Regions from separate parts of the Homo sapiens genome. Here region 1 is linked to region 2. Evidence: read pairs that join two places in POLR2A ChIA-PET (ENCODE). Cell type or tissue: Panc1. All regions are shown on one strand. Links, peaks and the distances in the headings refer to the core of each region. The heading gives the core; the rest is flanking DNA.

Region 1 (2,913 bases), core at 278-2,777, 880 kb after region 2:
CCAGCCCCATTAGAAATCTAGCCTTCACCACTGCATGTGAAACCTGCAATGTGGACAACTGATTTCCCTTTTATATTTAACCTCTACCTGCTTTTCAATGCCCTGCATAATCTGGTCCAGACCTTTGCTCCGTACTCTCCAGGATGTCCCATTTGCTCCAGCCAGGCCATTGTCTAGACTGGTGCCCCACAAATACACCTGGCTTCACTTCCTCATTCATGATATCCCTCCTTCTCATAATCCCTCTTGAAAATCCTACTCCCCCTCCATAATTCAGCTCAAGCCTCACTTCCATTAAATTTCCACTGACTACTTGGAGATTTTACTCACCTCAGAGCTACAGTAGCATTTAATAGTAAGCTGTCTTGCATTTTTTCTGTTTCCTGTGTATACATTTGTTTCTGTAACTAGTCCCTAAGCTTCCCGTGTTGTGGTCCTTGTGTTAGGATCACTGTATACCTCACAATGCTTAGTGTAAATGTTTATCAAGTGTATGAAAACCTAGTATCATCCAAAAGGAAATGAAACATCTGTTTCAGTTGATTAAAATAAATTCTCACTGCTAGAATCCCCTCATTTGTATACTGGAGTTGAGAAGCATCCTATCTTCTGTTTATTTCACAGTTAAGAATAGTATATTTTTTTGTAGCTTATGTATGAAAACAAATACTCCTTTTTCATTTTCTAAATACAAAGTTATAATTTTCAAAGAACTTCCACATCAGTGTCATAAGCATTGAGAAGCCATTGGAAGTTGTTTAGTAGTTGAGTGAATGACAGTTGGCTCTCCAAGTTTCTGATCCTTGGTGACTGACTGGAATAATGCTGATGCCATCGAAGAAGTCTGGGAATCATAGCATTAGGAAGGAACGGACTTCAGAAATGTGCAGCATAAACTGCTTCAGCTTCCAGGTAGGGAAGCTGGGGCCCTCGGAGGCCGAGGAGACAGTCCCTGGCTGGTGGCAACACTGGGACTGGGGTCGAGGTGTCTTGACACCCGTTCAACTGCTTTGAGCTCTGGAGCATTGGTAAGGGAGTCCAGGTTCTGAGCTGGTCTGAGATCTCTTTAATTTAAGGTGACTCGAGAGCTTCCCACATAACGGTGTCCTTACCCAAATGATGCTGTTAGCCCTTCAGTCTCTGCTTCCAAAATTACCTAAGACTGTGAAGAGGAGTGATTCTTAAGAGACTGTCTGCAGTGTGCTCTGCACAGCTTTTCAGCTGTAGGTTCCCCGAGCATAACTGTTTATCTCATTGGAAAGTGGGGTTAGCTCCAGAATCCATTTACTGTTCACCCTTGAGATGTGTAATTTGTTGAAATGGCACATCTGTCATGGAGGGCTTTCAAGTTGTTTTTTTTTGTTGTTTTGTTTTTTTAAAGGAACTGCCTTATACCATTAAGTTTTCAGAGTTGTTGGATTTGGAACCTATAACAGCTAGGGAGAGAGAAGTAGCTTGAAAAGATCTCCTTGATGTCATTTACTTCTCTTTGTAATAGAACATGAAACTGCGCCATATACCACGCAGTTTTTTAGTCCATGACTTCTGAGAGAAGTTTGATTTATGTATTTTTTTTTTTAAAGTTAAAGCTACTTTGTTATGAAAATGTTTGTTGCTCCTTCTCAGTGTGTTAGCAGCAAGGTCCATGGCCAAAACATGAAGCTTGTCCAGTGGGATGGTGTAAAGAGCCATGTCCCAGGATGTCCAGGGTAAAATTGCAAACTAATAAGAAAAGGGTAACGTGAGAATTTATTCGGTAATTCTTGTTCATTTTCAGGTGCTGTATATATTGACCAGTACTGCAATCCTCTCTCCGACATCAGCCTCAAAGACATCCAGGCCCAAATTGACAGCATCGTGGAGCTTGTTTGCAAAACCCTTCGGGGCATAAACAGTCGCCACCCCAGCTTGGCCTTCAAGGCAGGTGTGGCATTGCTTTGGATCCAGCTGTATTTATGAAAGAAAATCTAGAGGAATTGGTTAATTTGAGAGATTTGTTAGTGTGCTGCCATTATGTCATGAAAAAGTGATAAAATGACGTGACCACGTGTTTACCTGGTTGAAGTGTTGAACCTAAAACACTTCAAATACATACTGCCTTCTGCTTCCTAGATTGGCAACACTTGATTAATATTGTTAGGCCATTGCCAATGTCTTCATGTTGTGAGTTGTTTGGGGCACCTGTCACAACCTTTTTTGTGCTTGGGTCCCAGAGTAGATCTCTGTGTTTCAGGTGAATCATCCATGATAATGGAAATAGAACTCCAGAGCCAGGTGCTGGATGCCATGAACTATGTCCTTTACGACCAACTGAAGTTCAAGGGGAATCGAATGGATTACTATAATGCCCTCAACTTATATATGCATCAGGTAAATATAGGTACAGTAATATATGGGTATAGTAATATAGGTATAGTAACTTTTTTTTTCTGTTTTTAGAGACAGGGTCTCGCTCTGTTGCTCAGGCTGGAATGCAGTGGCGCGATCATAGCTTACCGCAACCTCAAACTCCTGGGCTCAGGCGATCTTGCCGCCGCACCCTCCTGAGTAGCTAGGACTACATGCCACCACACCCGGCTAATTTTTTATTTTTTGTAGAAATGAGGTCTTGCTATGTTGCCCAGCCTGGTCTCAAACTCCTGGCCTCAAGTGATCCTCCTGCCTTGGCCTCCCAAAGCGCTGGGATTATAGGTGTGAGCCACTGTGCCCATCCTATATGTATTTTTTTAAGCTTCTCTCTGATGGACCGTACATTCTTGAAGGTCAGTACTATGCCTTCCATCTCTGAGTGCTCGATGAAACTTATTTTTCCTTCTGCTGTAAGGATATTGTTGTGGAGTTTATCTGTTTCCTCATGGAGTATCCTCCATATGCAAACCCTTGAGATAAATTTTTGACTAAAAATAGATATTT
Region 2 (2,913 bases), core at 145-2,644:
CAGATGTGAGCCACTGCACCTGGCAAAAATATTTTATAAATATACACATATGCATCTCTACCATCTGTTTTATTGAATCCAAGATACCATGGATTGTATTATCATCATGTATAACTGAGAAAAAAATACTACCTATTTAACTATGAAAAGTCATTGATTATAAGATACATCCTGATTTCAGCGAGGTCAAAATGTAAGATATATAAAGATGTGTCTTAAAATATATGAAATACGGGTTTTAAAAATGAATATCTATCTGGTAACAGCCAGGGTCAAAGTCTTCCACATTCCACATTCCTTGTGTGGAATGGACACATCAGGAAGTGACCTTATTCAGGATGGAAGCCAGTTTTTATATTAGTAAGTATCACAGTCATAATGGTCAAAAAATTCATTCTGAAGGCCTTTAACTTATAAGCTTCATCAGCCATGAGAATCTTCCATCAGAGTAGAGAACTGAACTAGGAACTGTGGGTCAGTCAATGAAGAAGCTCCAATCTGGTGCCTACTCTTTCACAAGATGGTGTGCTAGGTCCTGGGAGAAACAAAGACAAAATGATCTGGGTGTTGGAACAAGGTGCTTAGACACTGATGACGAGGGCGGGGGGCAGAGAGAAATTGGTTACATAAGAGAGAATGAAATAAACAAGGTGCGACTTATTTCCGTTTTGATAGTGTGAGATCAGGGTACGCTTCTTAGTTGTGAATCTAGGTGGGATTATTACTTTTTTCTTTCTTTCTTGTTACTTTGAGAAGCTAGGGATTCTCATAAGCAAAAGTGGGTCCAGGTGTGAACGTAAATAAGCCCCTTGCATGTCAAGGAGATTTTGTGGCCAGAGTGTGGCCTGCAGGGAGGGGACAAGGGAAGGAGGTTGGACCGATGGGCTGGGGCAGATGGCATGTGGTGAAAGTCCTGGTCTCAGTTGCCTTTATGATGTAGGCAGGCGGGAGCTTTCTAATGTATTTGAAAGAAATGATGTGATGTGTGGGTATTTCAGCTTTAGCAGCATCTCTAGGGGTAGGAAGACTGATCAGGAGACTGTAGCAAAAGATCTGGGTGAGATGAGATGAAGGTTTAACCCCAGACAGAGGACGTGGAAGCGGGAGAGATGGGGAGATGGAATCCATACTTCTGAGTGTGAGGAAGCAGGGCAAGGGCTGAACGTTTTTAGCCTTGATGATGGGGAGGATGCAGGCGAGTGAGAGGGAGCCTTTGAGTTTCACATATTCCTTCTTTGACAGCAGCAGGTTCTTCTGAAGAAACCTGAAATGCATTGGAAGGCCTTGCTATTTTGGCCCCATAATCAGCACCGTCTAGCATATTCCTGGTCTGGCTGTCTCTCCACTTTCCTCCCCTTCAAGTATTCATAGGAAAATGAGGCCTCCATTCACTGGGTTCATGGGCACAAAGGTTACTGTGAGTCATGGTTAACCAGCAGTGAGGAGTGCCAGGATTGAGTAACCGTGGTGGAATGTGGCCTGTGGCTGCTGTTATTGCCCTGGGTCATTTAAGTGACAACTCCCTCTGGGAATGGATAGTGTGGCTCTTTGCCACAGGGAGACAGTGGCTTTCCTGTGTCTGGGTGGTCAGGGAGCAAGGGGGTGTGTGTTTGAAGCATGTTGTCTCCTGCCCCAGAGGAACCGCTGCTGCTGGCCGAACTCAAGCCCGGGCGCCCCCACCAGTTTGATTGGAAGTCCAGCTGTGAAACCTGGAGCGTCGCCTTCTCCCCAGATGGCTCCTGGTTTGCTTGGTCTCAAGGACACTGCATCGTCAAACTGATCCCCTGGCCGTTGGAGGAGCAGTTGTAAGTATTCTCGTACTGGGGCCCCATCCGGCGCATTTCCAAACACTCCTTGTTCTTTTGCCATCTCTGTGCCCAAGAACCAGAGAGAGGGAAGGTGGCTCATGGTTCAGGAATTGATCATGGGGGTTTCCAGAGCCCCAAGTTCTGTATATGTGAAAGTCAATTCTGTCAAGATTATGTTAGCCCCAAGTTGGCTTTTTTTCCCATAGCTTTATTGAGATGTAATTTATATACCACACAGTTTGTCCATTTAAGTATACAATACAGTGGCTTTTAGTCTATCCACAGAGTTGTGCATCCATCACCATCATCAGTCTTACTTTATTTATTTATTTTTTGAGACAGTCTCCCTCTGTCTCCTAGGCTGGAGTGCAATGGCGCAATCTTGGCTCACTACAACCTCTGCCTCCTGGGTTCAAGCGATTCTCCTGCCTCAGCCTCCTGAGTAGCTGGGATTACAGGCACACACCACCACGCCTGGCTAAGTTTTGTATTATTAGTAGAGACGAGGTTTCGCCATGTTGGCCAGGCTGGTCTCAAACTCCTGACCTCAAGTGATTCACCCACCTCGGCCTCCCGAAGTGCTGGGATTACACATTTCTCCCATGAGCCACTGTGCCTGGCACATAATCAATTTTAGAATATCTTTATTTCCTCAGAAAGAAACCCTGTACCCCTTAATTTAGATCCCCCAACCCCCCTGCACTCTCCAGGCAACCACTAATCTACTTTGTCTCTCTAGATTGGCCTATTCTAGACATTTCCTATTAATGGAGTCATACAACACGTAGCCTTTTTTGACTAGCTCCTTTCATTTTACATAATGTTTTCACAGTTCATCCGTATTCTAGCATATACTAGTATTTCATTTCCTTTTATTGCATCATATGGAGATGCCAAATTTTGTTCGTACATTTATCAGTTGATGGACATTGGGTTGTTTTCATGTTTTGGTTATTACAAATAGTGCTGCTATGAACATTTATAGAAAACCTGTGTTTTCTATGTTTAACTATTTGAGGAGGTGTCAGACTGTTTTCCAGAGTGGCTGCACCATTTTACTTTCCCACCAGCAGTGGATTCAGGTTCCAGATTCTCTACATCCAGC

Evidence for each region. Peaks named below come from ENCODE experiments on the same cell type or tissue, not always from the same donor. Only the 100,000 strongest peaks of a DNase experiment are listed, where the experiment ranks them.
Region 1: POLR2A ChIA-PET joins it to region 2 with 5 read pairs; 2 of 35 experiments call an interaction of 5 or more read pairs at or near these places.

Annotation. Positions count from the first base shown.
Region 1 is chr12:117,173,662-117,176,574 of GRCh38, reverse strand. FBXO21 (F-box protein 21) reads left to right here. Exons shown (of 12, transcript NM_015002.3): 5 at 1,778-1,924; 6 at 2,234-2,370. Among named protein-coding and RNA genes, the nearest start is that of FBXO21, 15 kb to the left of the region's middle. In Panc1, for the core only: no CTCF peak of the experiment used is centred there; no DNase peak of the experiment used is centred there.
Region 2 is chr12:118,051,202-118,054,114 of GRCh38, reverse strand. WSB2 (WD repeat and SOCS box containing 2) reads left to right here. Exons shown (of 9, transcript NM_018639.5): 2 at 1,637-1,805. Among named protein-coding and RNA genes, the nearest start is that of WSB2, 8.5 kb to the left of the region's middle. RefSeq lists an enhancer at 1,042-2,241. In Panc1, for the core only: no CTCF peak of the experiment used is centred there; a DNase peak (open chromatin) is centred at 1,424; H3K4me3 peaks cover 1,093 bases; H3K27ac peaks cover 2,500 bases.